3 separate regions of the Mus musculus genome follow, and regions 2 and 3 are each linked to region 1. The links are chromatin loops, found by intact Hi-C in ENCODE. Cell type or tissue: heart. All regions are shown on one strand. Links, peaks and the distances in the headings refer to the core of each region. The heading gives the core; the rest is flanking DNA. Region 1 overlaps 4931415C17Rik (RIKEN cDNA 4931415C17 gene). Region 2 has its middle 11 kb from the start of Spaca7. Region 3 has its middle 120 kb from the start of Tex29.

Region 1 (7,060 bases), core at 1,070-6,069:
CCCTACAGCTGAATCTTATGGAAGCATTTTCTCAGTGGGGGTTCCCTTCTTTCTAGCTTGTGTCGACTTGACATCAAACTACTCAGCATGCTTTTCTAGGGAACCTTAACTACAATGGCGATTTAGGTTCCAGGCCCTGGCAGGTTGTACTCCGTACATCAGCCGAGTTGAGATTACTCAGGAGACTGAGCTAGGAAGAGAGAGAGAGTTCAAGGGCAGATCAGACGAGTTAGTGAGGCTGTGTCTCAAAAAGTAAAACACACTTGCCTGACAAGCCCCAGCACCTTTGGCAATCGAAACAGTAAAAATGCAATGTGAACATGCATGGGACCATGCATAGAGTGCAGCATGGAAGACCCAAGGTCGACGTGGATGGGATAGCAGCTGTGCTGGCTAGTTTTATGTCAACTTGACACAAGCTAGAGGCGTTGGAGAGGAGGGAGCCTCAGTTGAGAAAATGCCTCCTCCATAAGCTCTGACTGTAGGGAAGCCTGTATGCATTTTATTAATTGGTGATTGATGAGGGAGGGCCTGGCTCACTGTGGGTGGTGCCATCCCTTGGCTGGTGGTCCTGGATTCTATAAGAAAGCAGGCTAAGGCAGCCATGGGGAACAAGTCAGTAAGCAGCATGCCACCTAGGGCCACTGCATCAGCTCTGGTTCCTGCCCTATTTGAGCTCCTGTCCTGACTTCCTTCAGTGATGGACTGTGACGTGGAAGCGTAAGCTGAATTAACCCTTTCGTCTCCAAGTTCCTCTGGTCATGGTGTCTCATCACAGCAACTGAAATCCTGACGAAGACAATGTCATTGTAATTTGTGACTATTGAAAGCTCCAGGACTTGTGGACAAGACTAGCTTTCCTGGCTGAGACTGTGAGCGATCACCCAGCCAGACCTCGCTGAGCCCACTATTAAAGTCAGGTCACCCCTGCAGGTTCTTGGCTAAATTTTAGGTTATCTTTGATCCATTTTTAATACAGGAAATGGTGTAACAGCTATCCATGTGTTGATAAATGATGTTCCTTTCTTTAAACTTTTTTTTGCTGTATCCTAAGTTACCTGTCTGTGTGAGGTGTATGAGTATATTAAGTGCAAGTGTGTTTAGAGGCCAGAGAGGGTGCTGGATCTGCAGTTACCGGCAGCCGTGAGCCTGACATGGGTGCAGGGCACCTAACTTGGGTCCTCTGGGAAAGCAGTAGTTGCTCTTAGCCACTGAAACATCTCTCCAGGTCCCCTAGATTTTGTTTTGAAATGAACACGGTGTGATGAGATGAGCCTGAGGGAATTATAACCATCCTGATAGGAGAGACAACGTTCTGAACAAACACTTAGGCCTACTCCTGTGAGTATCTGATGGTTTAAATCATGAACCTCAAGAACATTTCCTCAGGGATCCCTCTGGGGGAGAGGAAAGCATAAAGCCTTGGCGGCATCCAGGGGAGGAGCCTGCCTCTCAGAAGGAGACCTCCCAGAGTTCCTGCTTGTCAGGGCACCTTACCGGAGAGACTGGAGCTTAGACAATGCCGGGCCAGTGAGGAGCAGGACCACACCTTGGCCAGGACTGTGTAGTCAGGAACACCCCTGCCTGTTTAAGCCTCCTGTCAGAATCCAGAAGTACACTTGAGTGTCACTGGGCCCTTTCTTCTCTTTCCCATGTGGACACACTCAATAAAATGTTCTCTGATTTTTATTATTGCTTGTATCTTTAATTGACATACAGGGCACAGCACAAACATACTGTGCATAAACAGTCAAGTTTAGACTTTCAGCACCCAGGCTTTGACCCTGAAAACCTGTAACAGAATCTTGATAAATTTCTCATCCTGACATTTAGTGAAAATTACATGTCCTTCTTCACAGCTGCCATTTCTAGGTGTCTGCAGGCACTCTTAATTATATACCGATTCTATTTGTATGTGTATGTGTGTGTACTTTGGGCATCTGGGAGCCACTGAAGTCAGAAGGGTCAGATCCCTGGATGTGGAGTTACAGATAGATGGTTGTGAGCTGGCATGCGAGTGTTCAGAACTGAACCTAGTCATCTGCAGGAGAATTCAGCATTCTTAACTGCTGAGCCATGTCTCCAGCCCCTCACAGGCACTTAAAAAATACATTTTAACAATAGAATTACATCGCTCCCCTCACTTTCTTCCAGCCCCTGCCAGATCTCTGTCCTCCAGTCCCTCTCAAGCCCCAGTGCTCAAGTTAAGTACCCTTCTTTAAAAATTATTTTCACATACATCTATAGATTAGTATGTATGTGTATTCACAATTATATGTAAATACAACCTGCTAAGCCTGTTCCTTTTGCTGCTGTATATGGTTTCAAGGCTGACCACTCTGCATTGTGCAACAAATAAAGGGGTCCATCTCTGGGAGTAGCTAACTCTCTCTCCCAGCAGCCACTAGTGGCCTGTAGGTCTTTGTCTAGGGGTGGAACCCCAAGAAAACCTCTCCCTTCCACGTTAACATGTCCATCAGATATGCCACTGCTTCGGTCTAGTTTATGCAGCCATTTCCAGGAGAGATGCTCACGGCAGACTTCTTGGTATACAGGCTCTTACAATCTTCCCACGCCTACTTCCTCCAAGTTCCCTCGGCCGTGGATGCAGGAGCTGTGATGCAGATGTATCTGTTGGGATCTGGTGATCTTGCATTGTATCGAGCTGTCTTCTGGGACGGTCTCTGTTAGGTGTAAAGAGAACCTTCTTTGATGAGGCTTGGCAGCTACACTTACACAGGGACAGGGCTTGCACACCTCACTGGCACTTTACAGAAATCCTCACCCTCTCAAAATCCTGCAAGGTCACATTCGTCTCCGTTTTAAAGGTGGAAAAACTGAATCTTGAAACTGTGCCCTCTGGGAGTTTTGCCACCGGTGGGAAGATTGGAAATCGTTGGTTAGAGGGCTTCTTGGAACACTGCTACCTCCTGATCTCCCTTTCGGCACCTGAGTGGAAGCGCCTCACAGACTTTATGAAAACAAGCCACTTTCCCAGCTTTACCCTTCCTCTGTAGGACCAAAACTCACTTGCACAGGAAAGGGAACGCCCTCAAAAGTCCATTCCTAACAGGTTTTCTCTCAAAGCAGTCAGCTGGCTCCAATTCCAGGTCTCTCTCGGCTTAGGGTGGCTGTTAAACCCCACTGGCCGGCAGAGGGCAGCACAGGCCAGCTAATGGATGGATCAGTGCTCCGAGCATCCGCCTCCAGCCTCAGCCACCTGTATGAAGTAGGCAGAATGATGCATAGTTGAACCTCCTCAGGTAGGGTGCGCCCAGGTGCAACACCTTAGGTTCCAAAAGGCGCAGGCCAGTCTCCCTCTCTTCTGGTGTAGCCTGGAGATGAGACAAAAGAAGACTGGACCACAGGCAGATTTTTTCTGGCACCTCGCCCACCCCGTAGGGACCTGTTGTAACCGGAGTGTGGGGTTTCCCTGCAGGAACTATAGTAAAGGACATCTTTTCAAAAATAGTTCTGATCATGGCAAGGCTAGACACAGGAGCTCGAAAAAGAGCTACAGGGAACTTACACTCACTCGAAGCACCCAGGGGGCTTTGGGAGGATCACATGTTTTTGTTTTTTGAACTCTGAGCAGCACCCATAGCTCTGGGTCACCGTGAGGTTACCTGGTGAGGGTTTGTTTTTGTTTTGTTTTTTAAATCAATCTTCTAATTTATTAATGTGTTACAATGAGAAGCGCAACTGTATCTTATAGTCTATCATGACTTCAATGCGGGCTTTAGAATTAAACTCTGTTGCTAAGTTTTATTTTTGTGGCGCAGTCCCCATTAGGTGTGCTGTGCTGTGCTGTACTGTGGTGATCATGGTAATCTGGCCAATTGAAGAAGCCGAGCTCTGCCGTAACAGGAACTCCAGCAATGCCTTCACTCCCTACAGGCAGGTCCAATGTGATAAGGCCAATGTTTCCATATTGCTGAGAGAAATGGTCTCACCTGTAGGTTTTCCTCACGAAGCAATGCATTCAAAAGTGGAGGTTCAGATTGTTAGAATGCACTTCCCATAGCTGTTTAGGAGGTCTTAGATTTACTGCCACAGTTCTGGTGGTGGCCATACTACAGCTCGGTTAGTTATGTTTCAGGGTGCTTACGCAGTTCTGTGACAGCCACACAGCAGGATTATAGCAATGCAGGAATCAGCTTGCCTAGCTGCGCACTTTCCCTCCACTTTCCAGTGCTGTTGATAGGGAAGGGGAATCAGTGACCAATGGCACATGTAGTGCAGGGCTGCTCCCCGTAGTCCTGGCTTCCACACTGGCTGCTGGTAGTACTACCTTGGAAGACTATGGAAACACCGGGACATGAGGCCTCACTGGAAAGAACAGGACTCTGGGTGCGTTGGCCCTACTTCATGTCCTGTTTCCTGGTGGACTGAAATGTGAGCAGATGGCCTTGTGCTCTGGCTGCAGCCCTGACTCTTTCCCTGACATGGTAGTGGACTGTACTCTCAAACTGCTGGCTGGAATACATTCTTCCTGAAGCTTCCTGGGTGTTCAGTTATAGTTTGAGAAAATAGCTATTACACTAACACCCACAAGCTATTGACTAAATAAGCAGATGGCAGGGGGAGGGAGAGACAGAGAAATCTCTCATGCAGAGTACTGGATGATCTCTGCAGATGTTCATCTCTGGAGGCACGAGGTGAGGTCTGCCACTTTTCTCAAAATCACTGATTTTTTTTATGTTGACCAGTCAGAACTCAGAGTACAGATGTGTGCATGCAACAAGGCGTGTGTGGAGGTCAGACGACAACTTGACAACTTTATGTGGCCGGTTCTCTCCCTCCATCAGTCCATGGGTTCAAACCCGGCCTGCCAGGCTCCCATGGGTCCTCACTGCGCTCTTGTGTTCACTGCCTCGTTGGCCCTTTGTGTATGTGAGGACCGGTATGCTTACCTGAAGTGTACCTTTCTCCCATGGTTCTGCCCTCAGTGCCCATTTCTGTGCCTTTGGCCTGAGCCCCCCACCCCTACTGCCCCTGCTATTATTTCTCCATATGTTTGCAAGTTTGCACTTATTTTTTTCTGGACTCAAACTGTGTCCAGAAAACTGCCTTGTGTTGGGTGACTACTCTTTCCACTCATCTTATACTCTCACCTGACTTTTATACCTGGCTTCTCGGGTCTTCCCTATGTCTGCTCAGCTTATGTGAACTTACATGTCTTGACTGAGGCAGAGCCTGGAGGGACTTCATTCTGCATTGACAGACCCTTGAGTGGGCTAGGAACACAGTCAAATGAGTCTTATGTCTCCCTTGAGTCTAGTGTCCTGCTGAGGTCCTAGTTTTCTTGCCAGTCAGCATTTTATGGGGTGCATGAGACTTTAAGGTACTGTCTCTACCATGTGGGACTAACAGGGCTGAGTCTGCTGAGTAGATGGTCTCTGTAAAAGCCATCTTGCTTAGGTCAGCCTTTTTTGCTCTTTTTTTTTTAAAAAAAGATTTATTTATTTATTATTATATGTAAGTACACTGTAGCTATCTTCAGACACAGCAGAAGAGGGCATAAGATCTCATTACAGATGGTTGTGAGCCACCATGTGGTTGCTGGGATTTGAACTCAGGACCTCTGGAAGAGCAGTCAGTGCTCTTAACCACTGAGCCATATCTCCAGCCCCCTTTTGTGCTCTTTTTATTCAGGTTTTCAGTGGGATGAATGAAGCTTGACTCTAAGTTAGTTATTCAAAGACCTCTGTCATGGTTCAGATCTTAAATGTCCTGCCAGAGGTCGCTTGTTGAAGGCCTGGTGTCCAATGCAGCAATGTTTAGAATCAGGTGTAAAGGCTAGGATTCAGTAAATGGATGTGAAGTTAATTAACATTGATTGTCATCTTGACAGGATTGACAGTCACCTGGGAGACAAGCCTCTGGGCATGCCTGTGATACATCATGTATTTTATTGGGATAGCTAAAGTGGGAAGAGTCACCCCCAAAGCGGATGGTACCATTCTCTCGGCTTGAGTCCTACAGTGCAATCAAGGAGAAAGCTAACTGAGCATAGACATTCACATTTTTGCTTCCTGTTGATGTGACCAGGTGCTTCAAGTTCCTGCCACAAGGACCTCTGATCACAATGGACTGTACCATCGAACTGAGTCTAAATAAATAAATACATAAATACATAACTCTTTCCCCCATACATTGGTACAGTCAGGGCATTTCATCATAGCAATGAAGAAAATAAGATACTCACCAATGGGGTTCAATAGCTTAGTGGGGTTAGGGTGTGGAGCCTGGTAGAAGAAGTCAGTCACTGTTGGTGTGCCCCCCTCCTTCTCTCCTACTTTGCTTTCTGAGCATCAGGAAGGGAACAGCTCTCTCCTATCACGTACTGCGTTCCAGACTCAGAACAACTGGGCTGAGCAACCTTGGGCTGAAACCATGAGTCAAAACAAATCTCTCCTCTTTTAAAATTATTTCTTTCATGTATTTTATCAGAGCAGTGGAAAGCTGACTAATTTAAGGGTTCACAACATCCAGAGATGCTCCCACAGTGAGGCTGAACCCAGCCATGCCAACCAACAAGAGGGTGCCGATAGCACAGAGTATTCTGGGAAAGTCCTCCTGACTGTGGACGGAAACATTTGTAGTCTCCCAACAAGTCTTTCTTCTCTGGAATAGCTTTGAACCACATGTCCCTTATTCAGTCTGCTTACTGTGGGCCAAATCTGACTGCTGGGAAACACTGACCCACTCAACTGACTGGGTTTTGAGATGGGCTGAAACAGCCAGCCAAGAGGGCTGCTAGTGCTTTCTATATATTCACAACACATATATAAAGATCTAATCACTTATTTTATGTGTGTTTTGCCTGCATGTATGTAAGTGCACCGTGTGTGTGCCTGGGGCCTGAGGTAGTTAGAAGGCAACAGATAAAACTAGAGTTACAGCCAGGTGTGGTGGCACATGCCTTTAATCCCAGCACTCGGGAGGCAGAGGCAGGCAGATTTCTGAGTTCGAGGCCAGCCTGGTCTACAGAGTGAGTTCCAGGACAGCCAGGGCTATACAGAGAAACCCTGTCTCAAAAAACCCAAAAAACAAAACA
Region 2 (7,060 bases), core at 952-5,951, 120 kb after region 1:
TGTGCTCCTGCAGGCCGAGCCTCGCCAGCAGATGGGAACTTAGACTGAGGGATGTCAACTGGGACTAAAGTTTTATGTTACCCATAGACCTTCACCTTACACATAATGCATCTTTCTTCCTGAAGTCATTTTAAGAGGGATGCCAAGGTTGTTGAAGTTCTCAAGGCATAAAGATCCCAACCCCAGAGAAAGAACAGTTTTCAAAACATCTTACATTTCAAATCACAGAGAGCCAGTTGTTTGTCATATACACAGATTTGGAGAGACACATGAATTCATACATACACAGGCTCATGTATTCACAACACATATATACATGTACATGCACACACTTGAACATACATGTACATATACACATGAACATACATGTATACTTACACATGTACACTCACACGTGCATATGCACACATGAACATACATGTACATATACACATGTACATTCACACATGCAGATGCACACACATGAGCATACATGTACATATATACACATGTACATTCACACATGCATGGGCACGAATGTGCATATACATTCATAATACATATACACATGTGCACACATGATTGCACATATATGTACATACTCACATATGTACTCTGTACTCATGCATGTCACAGGCACACATACACACAAATGTAGATTTCATATCCTTCTTTTTTTGCCTGGCATATCATTTCTTTCATATTCCCTCCCCAGCTCTTTTCTGCTCCTCATGTGATTTACCCAACTCCAAGGTTACAGGAAAAAGGTAGAATCTTTCCCCCTACAGGTCAGAGATTGTTTCTGGTTCCTCAAATGTCCCATAGGGAAGCTTGGGAAAGTTTGCTCTGCCAACTGATTCAACCTCGTGGTGAATAGAATGCTTTGTAGGGGTCAGCTGCCCTGGTTCCTGCTGACTGGAGTGCAAACTCAGCAGCGATTCTGCAGTTCACAGAACCAACCATAGATGTCGACACAGTACACAGCTCCTTGGAAAGCATTGGCTCAGAGGGGACCTTCTTCATAGGCTCAGGTGACCATCAAAACCGCTCCTTTTGCTTGAAATAGTTGTGAAATCACATGCTTTCTGGGGATACTGCTCAGTGGATAAAGGACTGTCTTGTCAGTATGAGGACTACAGTTCTGATCCCTGTCACCCATGTAAATCCTGGCCAGGTGGGACACTTGATAAGCAGAGGTAGACCAGATGGAGTCAGTGAACTCTGGGTTCAATGAGACATCTTACCTCGATAAATAAAGTGGAAAGCAACTGAAGAAGATGCCTGATATTAGCTTTGGGTCTCTATATACACATGTACTCGTACACTCGTACCCACACACATTTAAACACATACACGCATACACACAAACACACACAAAAACAGGGAGAAATTACATGCTTTGGGGGAAGGTAGCAATTCATAATGGACCAGCCTTGATACCAAAGGATGGCTTAACTCAGGAAATGGCTTTGCATGGAAGGGGGTTTGTGGAGGATGGGCAGGTCTGAAGTCGCGAGAAAGTCGAGGGTAACCCAAGACCCTCAGACCGCCACAGGTTTACTGAGCTTGGTTCACAGATATGGGCTAGCTCCTAACATTATGGCACCCAACTCAAAGCCTCCACAGTTGCCTTTTGGCTGCCTCACTGTCTCTGTGGGGCTAAAGGCTCTGGGTATTTAAATCCCACATGCACAAAAGTATGTGGCAAGGGGCCCTGGGGACAGGCACTACTCTGGCATCTCCATTTGAAATTGAGCACTCAGTGGGGCTGTTTCCTCGTTCTGCTATCTAGTCACTCTGGGAGGGGAGCCGACTAAACTGTAATTACATTGTAATAAACCTTGCCCCTAAGCTCTGCTCTCGAAGGCTCCTTTATCCATTGGCGTGCCTGACCACACCGTGTGGAGCTCAGTGTCTCCAGCTGAGCGAGGGACTCCGTGAAAACCTGCCTTGCACTGGGTGATTTGTAAAAACAACCCAGCCTTTTGGTTCTGATTTCCTTCCCATTGATTTACACTAGTAGATTTAATTCTTCATCTCGGAGATGACTTTGCAGTGAGGAAGCCATTAGGACAAGAGCAGTAGAGCTGTATGACTCCCCCTGGGATGAAGAATACCAGGCTAATTTCATTTCAGGATCTCACTGGTGCGCAAAGCTTAGCAGGATACAGACCAAGGCCAAGAGTCAAGGCTTTTCATGCTCTGCTCTTAGCGCCTGGGCATAGAGCCTGGGGCGCATGCTCCGCTCTTAGCTCCTGGGCATAGAGCCTGGGGCGCATGCTCCGCTCTTAGCGCCTGGGCATAGAGCCTGGGGCGCATGCTCCGCTCTTAGCGCCTGGGCATAGAGCCTGGGGCGCATGCTCCGCTCTTAGCTCCTGGGCACAGCAGGGCATGACCTGGGATGCTGAAGCCCCAGGGAACCCAAGGTCATGGGGGCTTGTGCGCTGTCCTCATCTAACAGTGGAAAGGCCCAGGCAGCTCTGCTTGCATGCCCTCACCTACCTTTATCTAGAGTAATAGCATGCAATTTAAAAATTTAATTTAGGTCTTCCAAGTGCCGTCATTCTTCGAGTTAGAACCGGGTGGAACACAGGCAAGAGCCCTGAAGTGTGAGTCCTCCGCTGATGGCCAGTGTGGTTCTGTCATAAGATCCTATCCCTAGGGAAAGAAATTACGTAAGGACATAAACTCACTGAAATGCAAACGGGCTTAAAGGCTCTTCTTTTAATTTGAAAGTTTTCAATTTTTTTTTCTGTGAACAGAAATTCCATCACAGTTTTGTCTGAGCTCTTTTTAGATGTTTTTTTCTCTGCCATGTGAATTCCACACAATGATGATGCACTATTCTGGGTGCCCAGTACCTCTAAACTGGTGGTTCTCAACCTTCCTAAAGCTGTGATCCCTTTTAATACAATTCCTCATGGTGACCCTCAACCATAAAATTATTGCATTGCTACTTCATAATGGTAACTTCGTTGCTGTTATGAATCATAATGTAGTTTGTAATTTTGCTGCTGCTCTTATGAATTATAATGGAAATATCTGATATGCAGGATCATATCAGGATTTTTCCCATGAAAAAGTTATTTGACCCCTAAAGGGGTCACGACCCACAGGTTGAGAACCTTTGCGCCAGAAGCATGCTTGAGTGCTGTCCAGCAGTTGTCTACTGCTGTGCTCGCTTTGAAAAAACTGGACACTATGCCCCCGGTCTGGGGATTATTCCTCTGGTCCCCAGCAATGCTTTCCCTCTGGTCTGCTATGCACACTGTCTCCAGCCAGCCAGCCAGAGATGGAGAACGAAGGGAGCAGAAGGAGTCCAACCTGATGGAGAAAGAACAGAGCAGAGGCTCTGGAAGAGGAGCTGTTCATATCCTCACAACGGCAGGGGAGTGGAGGTCAGGCCTCCAGAAAGCGATTCGTTTCAGATGAGCACTTTGGGATAGAGCTCCATGTATAAGGTTAGTGCCCCTGTAAAGTGACCCTGGAGAGCCCTGTGCCCTTCCACTAGATTAGGACACCATCTTGACGAGCATAGGATCTGCTAACACCTTGATCTTGAACTTACAGTTTTCAGAATGTCGAGCAGGAATTCCTTCCCGCGTTCCCACGTGACCAAACACTGAGGACAAACACCAAGGGGAGAGCAGTGAGCACAGAACACGTCAGCAGGGAAAGGGCTGGGAGCTGCCCCTAACAGGAACCTCACAGGATTAGGTGTTGGCTGCTTGGCCTTTCCCTTCTACTCAAATCTGTTCAGTGACCTTTCCCCCACCACCCAGTGCAAGGCTGGCCTGAAGAATGTGAAGCCTCCGAGGACACCTTGCCTACAGCTGACCTGTGGCCAGATGTCAAGTCACTCAGCGTCCCACCCCACATCTACCTGTGAACGGCAGAGGGCGCCCTGCTCAGGCAATAGATTAAAGCCTGGTAGCTGCAGCCAAAGTCTCTGGGAACATAGATAGCTGCCAGGCTCCATGCTGGTTACCTTCAGCAGCACCCTAACAGTGGGGGATCTGATGTAGTCACTCTCTGTCCCTCTTCATATTGTCTACAGTGGTTCCCAACCTTCCTAACGCTACAACTCTTCAATACAATTCCTCATGTTGTGGTGACCCCCAAACATAAAATTATTTTCCTTGCTACTTTATAATCATAATTTTGCTACTGTTATAAGTTGTAATGTAAATATCTGATATGTGACTCCCAAGGGGGCCGTGGCACACGGGTTGAGAACCTCTGGTCTACACCTTCATGTAGACCTCTTCCCATGGCACCTCTCTTGTCTGGCAAAACTGTGAGTCCACCCCCTAGATGGTGGGGATGTCCAGAAACAAGACTCTCAAAGAATATGAGGTAAGGAAGGGTTCATGACTGTAGTGTCACTTGCTGCTTCATAGTTCTGCCAAGTGACCCAGGGAATGTCGTCTGGGCTGGAGGTGAGGTGGCGATACAGATGCCAAACTCAAAGGAGGAGCTGAATATCTTCCTCCTGTTGTCATTGAGAGACCTTGGCATCAGGGAACTGAGACAGAGCCACAGAGGGTGGGCCCCTGGTCACTACCACTTGAGAATGCTGTTCTGGCCATGCAGTGAGCTCAGGCTGTTACCCATTTGTCCTGGGACCTCCAGATGGAGCTTTGCTGCCCCCTCCCCCCGGCCGTTCATCCCATGCCCCTGGCACAGATCTCAGATTTGTAGGCTGGTTCTTTGAGTAGGCTTTGGTGACTACTGCAAGTGGCCAGCCCTGGTCCTGAGAACCTGGGGACCTTTTCCTCCATGGCTCCACTCTGGATACCAGCAGAGATGGGTCTTATACCAGGGCTGGTCCTACCTGGTTGGGCTTTTGCATGCTATTTCTTCTGGAAGCCCAGCCCCTGGTTTCTGCTGAAGCCAGTTGCTTCTTCAGCTGATGTAGGAATCCAGAATGCTTTAGAGGGTCCTGAAACCCATCCAGGAAGGCTTCAGGGCACACATTCATGGCTCATGGAGCTCACAAAGAAGCCTATTTGTATTCTTGGGGAGTCACCCCTGCTGTCATTTGTCCTCTTGCCCACAGATGTGAATCATCTGAAAGCATTTGAAGATCTTGCTCTTCTGAAAACAAAATCTAAGCCTTTGCACACTGGGCTCTGGTGGATAGGCAGGGTCCCTCTGCTCCTGTGTAACAGGGACATCAGCATAAGTGGCAGAGTGATGTGCTTTTCAGAGGCCTTCCTGATATAAATTTCTGAAATAGGCTTTTAGTTCTTTGGGTGAAATGAGTATTTTGATGAAGCACCAAACTTGGTGCCCTCTCACAGAGCCAGCTGTCCTCAGGCCGTGAGGGAGCATCTAGCAGATGGGTAAAGGCTCTTGGTGGGTTCTGCTTCCTTGTCCCCAAGAATGCTGTCCTTGAGACCCTTATGCTAAAAGTCAAACCCCTGGGTAGTTGCTATTTGTATGATGGCATCAGAGTGAGGAGCTTGACAACTCTGGGAAGCTGGTGCATGAGGGAGTTGTAGGTGTCTCATTGATTCAGCTAAGGGGCTACTGGGCCATATGTCACCAGAAATCTGGGTTTCCTGGAGAGATCTGGAGTACCGTAGTGTGGCACGGGGCAAGCCCTTTCCCTCCAAAGCCGCAACTTTCAGATGTGATGTTTGAATGAGATGTCTTGGGCATTTGAATACTTGGTTTCCACATCACAGTGCTGTCTGTGAGGTTTAGAAGTGTGGCCTTGCTGGGGGCAGGCTTTGGAGTTTCAAAAGCTTCTCTCTCTCTCCCTCTCCCTCTCCCTCTCCCTCTCCCTCTCCCTCTCCCTCTCCCTCTCCCTCTCCCTCTCCCTCTCCCTCTCCCTCTCCCTCTCTCTCTTCCTCTCTCCCTCCCCCCCCCCTCTCTCTCTCTCTGTGTGTGTGTGTGTGTAAGCCTACTTTTGGCTCAAGGTGTGAGCTCCCAACTGTTTCAGCCAATCATATGTGTCTGCGGTCACACTTCCTGCCGTGATGATGTCAGCCTCTTATCCCTCTGGAACCATAAGTCTAAACAAGTCCTTCATTTTATAAGGTGCTCTGACTGTGGTGTTTTATCATAGCAAGAGAAAAGTCATTAGCGCACCAGCCACGTCCTGAATGGAGGCACTACAAACAGGTCATTCACAGTTGGATCACTAGGCAACATACATGAAAACACCTTAAAATTAACATGGGAATTTAACTCCAATATACAACGGCAAAATTAATTTCAACAGTGCATATTTCAGCGTGCAAATACCCAGCATGGTCACAGGCATACAGAAGATGATAATTTAAGCAAGTGTAGGCCATGCCTGCTGAGTGTTGCTGGCACTCCATGTTATCTGTGTTGAAGGAGTGACTCACAGACTGTATTTCTGCATGCAGAGGGATGGAGAGATTCCCTCAGGAGGCCACGTATGGAGGCAAGCAATGTCTACACACACAGCGGCAGGGCCATTCCTACTTTAGAACTACTGCCATGGGTGGCCTTCCTTGGCTCGGCTGTGGTTTCCCTAAATGATTAACTGCTTCTATAATATTTTGCAGAAAGAAAGGGCCAACTTGTCTTCATTTACAGGGAATCTCTGTGTGGCTAGAAATTTAGGAGCTGTTTAAACTACTCATCAAAGCTCTAGGTAACAAAGAAAACTCACCTTTGACAGATGTGAGCAGTGTGTTCCTAGAGTCTCATTCTGAGGGAGGACTAGTGGCTCCAGGCACTTCCTGAGACACATTGCTGGTATCCTGGCTGCTATGCTGGGTGTGAGGAGGCTGCTTGGCACTGTGAGACTCGGACTGCAGTCAGGTCACCAGCAATCTCTCAGCATAACTCCACTGCCCTGAGTGTTTCTCAGCCTCCTCTGATGTGTGAGCTACTCCACCACCTTGAACAGTTCTAAGTGCCCCATGGATGTGACAGGTGCTCCAGGGGTCTGAGGAAGGCTCACTTTCCAAGCCCTTGAGCTGCCCCTATCAACCATCCCGCCCCCATTCCCTTGCCTTGTTGCTCTCTGAGAAGCCAGTGGCCTTTGCATAGATGAGGTCCCCATTAAGAGGTGGTGGATACATTAACTTGTGGTCAACAC
Region 3 (7,060 bases), core at 756-5,755, 720 kb after region 1:
CAAGGACAAACAGAGGTCAATGTGCAGTTGTGTTACATATTCGCTACAGCTGGAGAAGACAAAACTGCAGCTGTAACATAATGGCCTTCCCCCACCTATACAATCCTGGGTCGGTAGAAGGCTGTCAGGGCTTTCAGCGGAATGAGTAATCTCACAGCTAGTGACGTCTCCAACGCCTTCAACCAAGTAAGTGGGTCTTAGGAAAATCCCAGTGACCTAAGCTCCAGTGAACTCTGAACCTAACCAGAGCACCTCCGTTTCAGGTCCAACAGAATACCCTGCCCCAGCATTTTGCTATGTTGCACGAAGAAGAATGGTGGATGAACACAGCAGGGCTTCTCACCTAGATCAGACTGTATAAGGGCAGTTCAGTGAGGGAGAAAGGGCAGAGACAGAGAGTGAGAAGAAAAGGCTGAGAGAAATGGTGGCCCTACTGGGCCAGACAGCATGTGAGAGCCAGGGAGATTGGTCCATGGGGGTCTTGCCTCACTAATAGCCTTAGCTTTCACATCCCAGGTTTCTGCACCATAATATGTTAGACTATTTTAAAAAGCAAATCATAAAGAGAGGCATGGTCTGACTTTAGGTAGGACCACGTTTATTCACAGCTGGGGAGCATTTTGTCACCCACAGTTACCAAAACACCTAAGGGGGGGGGGGGTGGAGATGAAACGCAACCTCATAGGAGCAGAAAAGGACAAAAATGGCCTCCATTGTCCGCAAGGGAAGCTGGGAAGTGTATGACCGCCATAGTGAGCAAGGGAAGCTGGGAAGTGTAGTCCTTCAACAGGAAACCATCTCCATCCACTTCCCATTTAGTGATTATGAAAACAAAATGACTGTATGTTGAGTTCATTTAGTTCTTCACACTGTATTTTTTTTAAATGTTTACAAATTTAATATTTCTGGAGATGCACAGAGAACATTCCCCAAGAGGCTGCCAAAACCAGGTCTCCCAGGAAGGAATAACTTTTTTACCCCTATGGTTTTATTTATGTACAACATTGAATTTTCAATAATGAAGATTATTCATCATGTTCCCATGGGTCTCCAGAAAATGAAGTGCTTGAGGTCTTGGTTTTGTTGTTGTTGTTGTTGTTGTTGTTGTGTTATTTTGTTACCTGTGCCTAAAGTCAGCCTTTCCATAAAATTCTGAGATGTCAGCATACAAACATCCAACACCCCAGAGGGAAAACCAGCCTGAGGGACATGCATGTTCCTGTGGAACTGCAAAGAACATGGTTAAGACCTGAGAGAAGGTTCCAGAAGCTTCACCTTTTCAGAGGGAAGAGATGCATCTACCCTGCTTGTTCCGCACATCTTACCTACACTGCCCGGGGCCTTACCCACTCTAGGGTCACTAGGACAGACTGGCTCTGGCTTTGTCCCACAAATCCCCTTTCTAAGGTGACCTGGTTCCTGTTAACCACACAACCCAGGGACCCTGGCCAGGGGCAGCTATCCTAATACCACTGCTCACAGTCACCCCGCAGGACTCCCTGTCCTACCCAGCTTAGCCCAGACTAGAAACAGGAAGGTCTAATGGCTTCTTGCAGCTCAGCTGCAAGGACAAAGCTGCAGGAGCTCGAAGGACAAAGCTCTCTCTTCCCAGAGAACAGCGCCTCATTGTCACCAAAGGAGGAGAGAAGACACTGCCAGAGATTTTAATGTAAAAATTTCCTTTCCTCAAAACCAGAACAAAAAAAAAAAAAAAAGTAAATCAAAACAAACCCAAAACACTCTGTGAGTCTGAAACGGTGAAGCTAAGGAGAGAGGCAAGAGAGAAAATGCATTTGGATTTTTTTTTTTTTTTGGTGTGATTATATTATTCCTAAAATACCTCATCCTCGGCTTAGGTGCTATTTCAGGGTTTGATTTGGCATTCATATCAGAGAGATCGGTTCACTGCTCCAGGAGAGGAGGAGGCAGGTTTCTCTGTGCTCACTCCCATTGCTGCAGGTAGCCAGGGGCTGTAGAGAGCCCAGGGCAGATGGCCAGCCCAGGAGGACTCGGCCACTGGGGACTCCATCATCTTGCATGAGCACAGACCCTGCAAGGCTGTCCATCCCCCAAAGGCAGACACCTCGGGTAGGACCTGGGCCCGAGGGTGGGGTGTTCCCAGAATATGCACTGTGACCCAGCTCCCTTCTACAGCCCCTGAGACCTCAAGTTCAGAGCCAGCTCACTGCTGGGCAAGTCTGTTTTTTATTGCTATATGAGTACTCCAATAACCAGTTTCTATTCAGGAGATTTGTATGTAGAGCCCCTGGGCATCCTCAGAGCAGCCAGGCCAGTGGCTGGCAGCTGCAGCATGACCAGCTTCACCCCTGCTTGGACTTTCTCTCCTACACACCCCTCCTTCAGGTTATGACTGTGCTCAGACCCACTACCACGGCTGCTTTAGAGAGGCGTAAAGGAATGGCTGACAAACTTTCTAGGGTGACTGATAGCCAGCAGGTCAGAGTTTGGAGCCAGTTGTGATTGCTGTAAACTCTGGCCATTTAGTCATCCCGCTTCCCTCCCCACCTCGGGGCTGGGACAGCACAGCCCACCATTGCTAGCGGTCGAGGACTAGGTCAGTCTTGTGGGTACTTATACAATACTGTTGAAGTCAGCGGACTCATGTGCTTCCGGTTACGCTGTTTGAAAACTTGCTGCGAGCAATAAAGAACAATCTAGAACCAGACATCATGACAGATCAGGAATGTGGGGATTGCCTGTGAGGCCTATCTGCCTCTCTCACTCCAGTCCAGGCATTCCCACTCTGTACGGGACCCCATGCCCATTCCCACAGTCCATTATCCCTGTCTCTAGCTTAAAGTGGACAAGGTGAACCAAGCTGTGGCAGATGTGGTAGGAGTTGGGGGAGGGGCTCCTAGTATTTATGGAAGCAAGTGACAGAGGGCAGTGAGGAAGATGTACATTGGGAGAAGCAGGGGAGGGGCTCCTGCATTAGAGGGAGGGGCTCCTGCGTCAGACTCTTCACCCTCACAGTTGCTTCTGCTCAGTGCCAGCATGACAAGTGCCCAGAGCTTGGCATAATTGCAAGACAGGTGACTTGAGGACCCTTTGGAGCTTTCCAGAACCTAGGGACAGGGTGCGCATGAGCCCAGTCCCCTTCCTGCTTCCTAAGAGACCAAGCTCCAGCCATCACTGCTCACTATCAACTGGCCCTGCTGCACATTTATTTTAAGAGGAATTATGCTGACATCTGGTGGCCAGACGAGAAACTTCACTCTGTAAAAAATTGATTTAAATGTATACCTGTTTAGATAGGTAGGTAGGTAGGTAGGATGGATGGATGGATGGATGGATGGATTTATGGATGGATTTATGGATGGATTTATGGATGGATATATGAATGGATGGATATATGAATGGATGGATATATGAATGGATATATGAATGGATGGATGGATGGATGGATGGATATATGGATATATGGATAGATGGATATATGGATGGATGGATGGATGGATGGATAGATGGATAGATGGATGATAGGTAGGCAGAGAGATAAATTGACATGAATGTAGAAAAGGGACTCCAAAAGTAGAGAAAGAGATCTTAAGGGAGGGGAGAGAAACAGGGATGCTAAATGAAGACGTGATGTGGCTGCAGACTGGGGAAGGAGATCAGAAGGAGGGAGAGAAGAGGCCCAGGAGAGGGGTGGATACATAAAAGCAAAGCAGAAAATGGTTCTCCATGAGGCCATAGCAAGGAAGCCCATTTCTTTGTATGCTAGCCAGAAATTTAATCTTTTTTAAAAAGTGTTCACAATTTCCAGCTAAAGCAGAAAGATCGGTTCTAGATTTAATATGTCCACACCACAGACTGTGGCTCTGAGTGACAGGGAGGAGGGGGGACGTTCAGGACCTGACAGGGACGGACATACAGGCCCACCAGAGCCCTAGAGTCCACCACTGCCCCCTCCTCTAGTGAGCAGACAGAACTAACCACGTCCTATCCCCTGTGAACAACACCCTGTGGATCAGGTCTCAGACCCAGCACCCTGGCGGCCAGCAGTAGCGTTCCCATAGCAACAGAAGCCTTTGAGAAACTTATCTGGAGTAGGGATTCCCCGGGGCCTCTGCCCCTCACAAGGCAGGAGGGAGCTGAGCTGATGGGGAAAGGCTCACACCGGGACAGGATGGACAGGATGGACAGGATGTCCCACCAGCCATGCCGAGCATCATGGGAACATGTAGTCAGGCATTTGGTGGAATCCTGAGAGGGTGCAGCGCACACACCTATGTCTATACTGGCACCATGTTACAGTGAAAGAAGTTCCCATGACCAGTAGCCCAGCCGTGATTGATACTCTCAGACTAAAGGACAACACATTCCAATCCACTATGAAAGATATGTTAATAAACAGGTGACCCAAAGAGCAAACAGCCTGGATATAGCTGTCCCTACCTCCACTCATGCACTTAAGTCAGACCACAGGGGTGGGTGCTCATGGCATGACTACTGTGGTCACTTGCTCGCATGTAAAGCCTTTCTGGGTGGTTTACAATAATGCTGTGACATTTACATTAGAACACACATGAGAAAGGGGCCATGGAAGAAAGAACTGTCGACTCAACTCATCTCCAGCCCCCATCACAGCTACATGCAGAGAACCCCACCATATCCCTCCCATGGTATCACCCTGATTCCACTGGGATTCAACATTTGGAATTTATCTTTGGATTCCCAGACTTCTAAAGTAGATGAAGAAAATCCCAAGGCACCTCTGGTCAGCTGGAGGGCTCTGATCAAGCCTGGCTCCACCCTCCCTACTCTGAGTCCTTAGCGGTGCCAGCTGCCTGCTAAGATACGTCCTAAGGCCATGGAGCTGCCTGCTCAGATCTGGGTCCTGTAGAAAGATGGTGGGGCTGGCTGCTTGGGCCTGTCTCTGCCCTACACAGGGCTGCTACTATGACCAGCCCACTTGGTATTCACAGCACAGATGTGGACATCAACAACTGCGTTTACAAGGAATACCTGTTAGCATTCTGTCTAAGCTCCATCCCACAGTTACCTGGCAACAGTCTGGGCCTGACCCACTATAAAGGGGGCTGCTTGCCCCCTCCTATCTCTCCTGCCCTCTTGTTCTTCCCTTATTGCTCCCACTCTGTCCCCTTGTCACTTCCCCATTCCTTTTCCCCCGCCACCCCCCCACCCCGTCTCTCCCCATGTGCTCATGGCCAGCCTCTACTTCTCTACTCTCTCCTTCTCTGCCTTTCTCTGCCTCTACTTCCCTCCCCATACCCTGAATAAACTCTATTCTATACTATACTACCATGTGGCCGGTCCCTCAGGGGGAAGGGACGCCTTGGCATGGGCCCACTGAGGCACCCCCTTCCCCCATACCTCCATAGAACATATCCCCCCTTTTCTCTTTCTCTTTTTATAAACACATCAATACCAGCTCTCCACGCAGGTTGCTCTGAGAGAACATGCCCACCTCGCCCTTTCATATTTCCCATCACTATTTTCCTGGCTTCTCTTGAGGCCTGGGTCCATCCTGACACTGGACCTATCAGCCGTGCGTCCTTCCCCCACAAGGGCCCTGGGTCCTTCTCTACCCAAGAGTCTCTTTCCAGGAAGCCATGGGCCTCTCTTTCTCTCTGCAGAGGGTTCACTGGGAAGTGAACTCCATGAGCTTCAGACCAAGGCTGTATCTTAGGACTGGGATGGGCCTTTTGGTGATGCAGTCACCTTTAGGTAATTTACGCATGCTCCTGAAGTAGCCCTGTGAGGGCTGCCACTGGTTTAGCTCAGCACGTTGAGCTTGACTAGATCTATTTCTTTGGCCTCTCTATCTAGACTCTCAAGAAAAGTCACACAATAATCGATGCCCACACCGAGACCAACAGAATTGATGGCTCGGTAGGAAAGGTGTTTGGCACACAGGTGTGAGTAACTGAGTTTTATCCCCTGCACCCACACTAATGTCAGGTACTGCAGCATGCTGTAATTCCAGCACTGGGGAGAAGCAGGAGGCCCCTTGAGTCTTGCTGGCAAGCAGTCTAACTAATGATGGAGGTTCAAGTCCTGTGAAAGACCTGCCTCCAAGAAGGCAGAAAACAATTGAAGATACCTGATACTGACCTCTGACCTCTACATGCACACACTCATATGCACACATCTATGAATGCACACACACACACACACACACTTGCACGCACATAAATGTGGGGGGGGGGCATGCACAGTTAATGAAGCTACCTGAATGGACAGAAAAGTCATGCTCAGAAGCCATAATATTTTGAAGTGAAAACCTAAGTACCAAAGCCAGGTTGTATACCTGTCAGGCCACCTCATAACACAGGCGGTTGCCACTGCTATCAACTCAATGAAGTATGAGATAGTATGCCTATATTGTTGAAGACACCATGCATGCTTTGGTTGCATGACGAGAAATGGGGCTGGGCTGAGCTGAAAAGCTCCCAGCCTTTGACTCGTGTTCATGCTGACAGAAAACACTACACTGGTGGAAGGGAGGAACCTGTTGCAAATGATCCTGGTAGCTGCATGCCAGGCAAGGCATGCCTCCTGGTGTGCATAGCAATGGTGTGACCAACTACTTTCCAATTGTTTTTAAAGCCCATTCCAGGAGGGAACCCATGTTTGATACTATAAGCCTAGAAAAGTGTGTGTGTGTGTGTGTGTGTGTGTGTGTGTGTGTGTGTGTGTAAGGTCCCAATGGAGAAGCTACTGATATTGTTTTGTCAAATGAATGTAATGTACCTGTCAAACTACCTTCTAAAGTTATGCTTACACCTATAAATTATTGCTGTTGTCAGCCTAAGTTGGAGGGGAATGCTTCTTTTTAAGACTTTTCCCCTCTTTTATGTGTGTTTGTGTGTATGTGTACTGTGTGTGTAGTATATGCTTATAGTATATGTGCTGTGTGTAGTGTATGTATGATATGTATGTAGTATGTGTATGTGTAGTGTGTGTAGTATGTGTATGTGTAGTGTTTGTAGTATATGTGTAGTGTGTGTATGTGACATGTATATGTGTGTGTGCAGTGCATGTATATGTGTATGAGTGTATATGTAGTATGTAG

Evidence for each region. Peaks named below come from ENCODE experiments on the same cell type or tissue, not always from the same donor. Only the 100,000 strongest peaks of a DNase experiment are listed, where the experiment ranks them.
Region 2: a loop joins it to region 1, with 2.7 times the contacts of the local background. A loop is called at or near these places in 3 of 42 quality-filtered maps.
Region 3: a loop joins it to region 1, with 10 times the contacts of the local background. A loop is called at or near these places in 27 of 42 quality-filtered maps.

Annotation. Positions count from the first base shown.
Region 1 is chr8:12,673,849-12,680,908 of GRCm38, reverse strand. 4931415C17Rik (RIKEN cDNA 4931415C17 gene) reads right to left here. Exons shown (of 2, transcript NR_166502.1): 2 at 1,684-3,335. Among named protein-coding and RNA genes, the nearest start is that of 4931415C17Rik, 5.0 kb to the right of the region's middle. In heart, for the core only: a CTCF peak has its summit at 3,150 (motif pointing right); a DNase peak (open chromatin) is centred at 3,168; H3K27me3 peaks cover 3,179 bases.
Region 2 is chr8:12,558,403-12,565,462 of GRCm38, reverse strand. No RefSeq gene overlaps it. Among named protein-coding and RNA genes, the nearest start is that of Spaca7, 11 kb to the left of the region's middle. In heart, for the core only: a CTCF peak has its summit at 3,868 (motif pointing right); no DNase peak of the experiment used is centred there; H3K27me3 peaks cover 4,608 bases.
Region 3 is chr8:11,953,345-11,960,404 of GRCm38, reverse strand. No RefSeq gene overlaps it. Among named protein-coding and RNA genes, the nearest start is that of Tex29, 120 kb to the right of the region's middle. In heart, for the core only: a CTCF peak has its summit at 3,215 (motif pointing left); no DNase peak of the experiment used is centred there; H3K27me3 peaks cover 2,905 bases.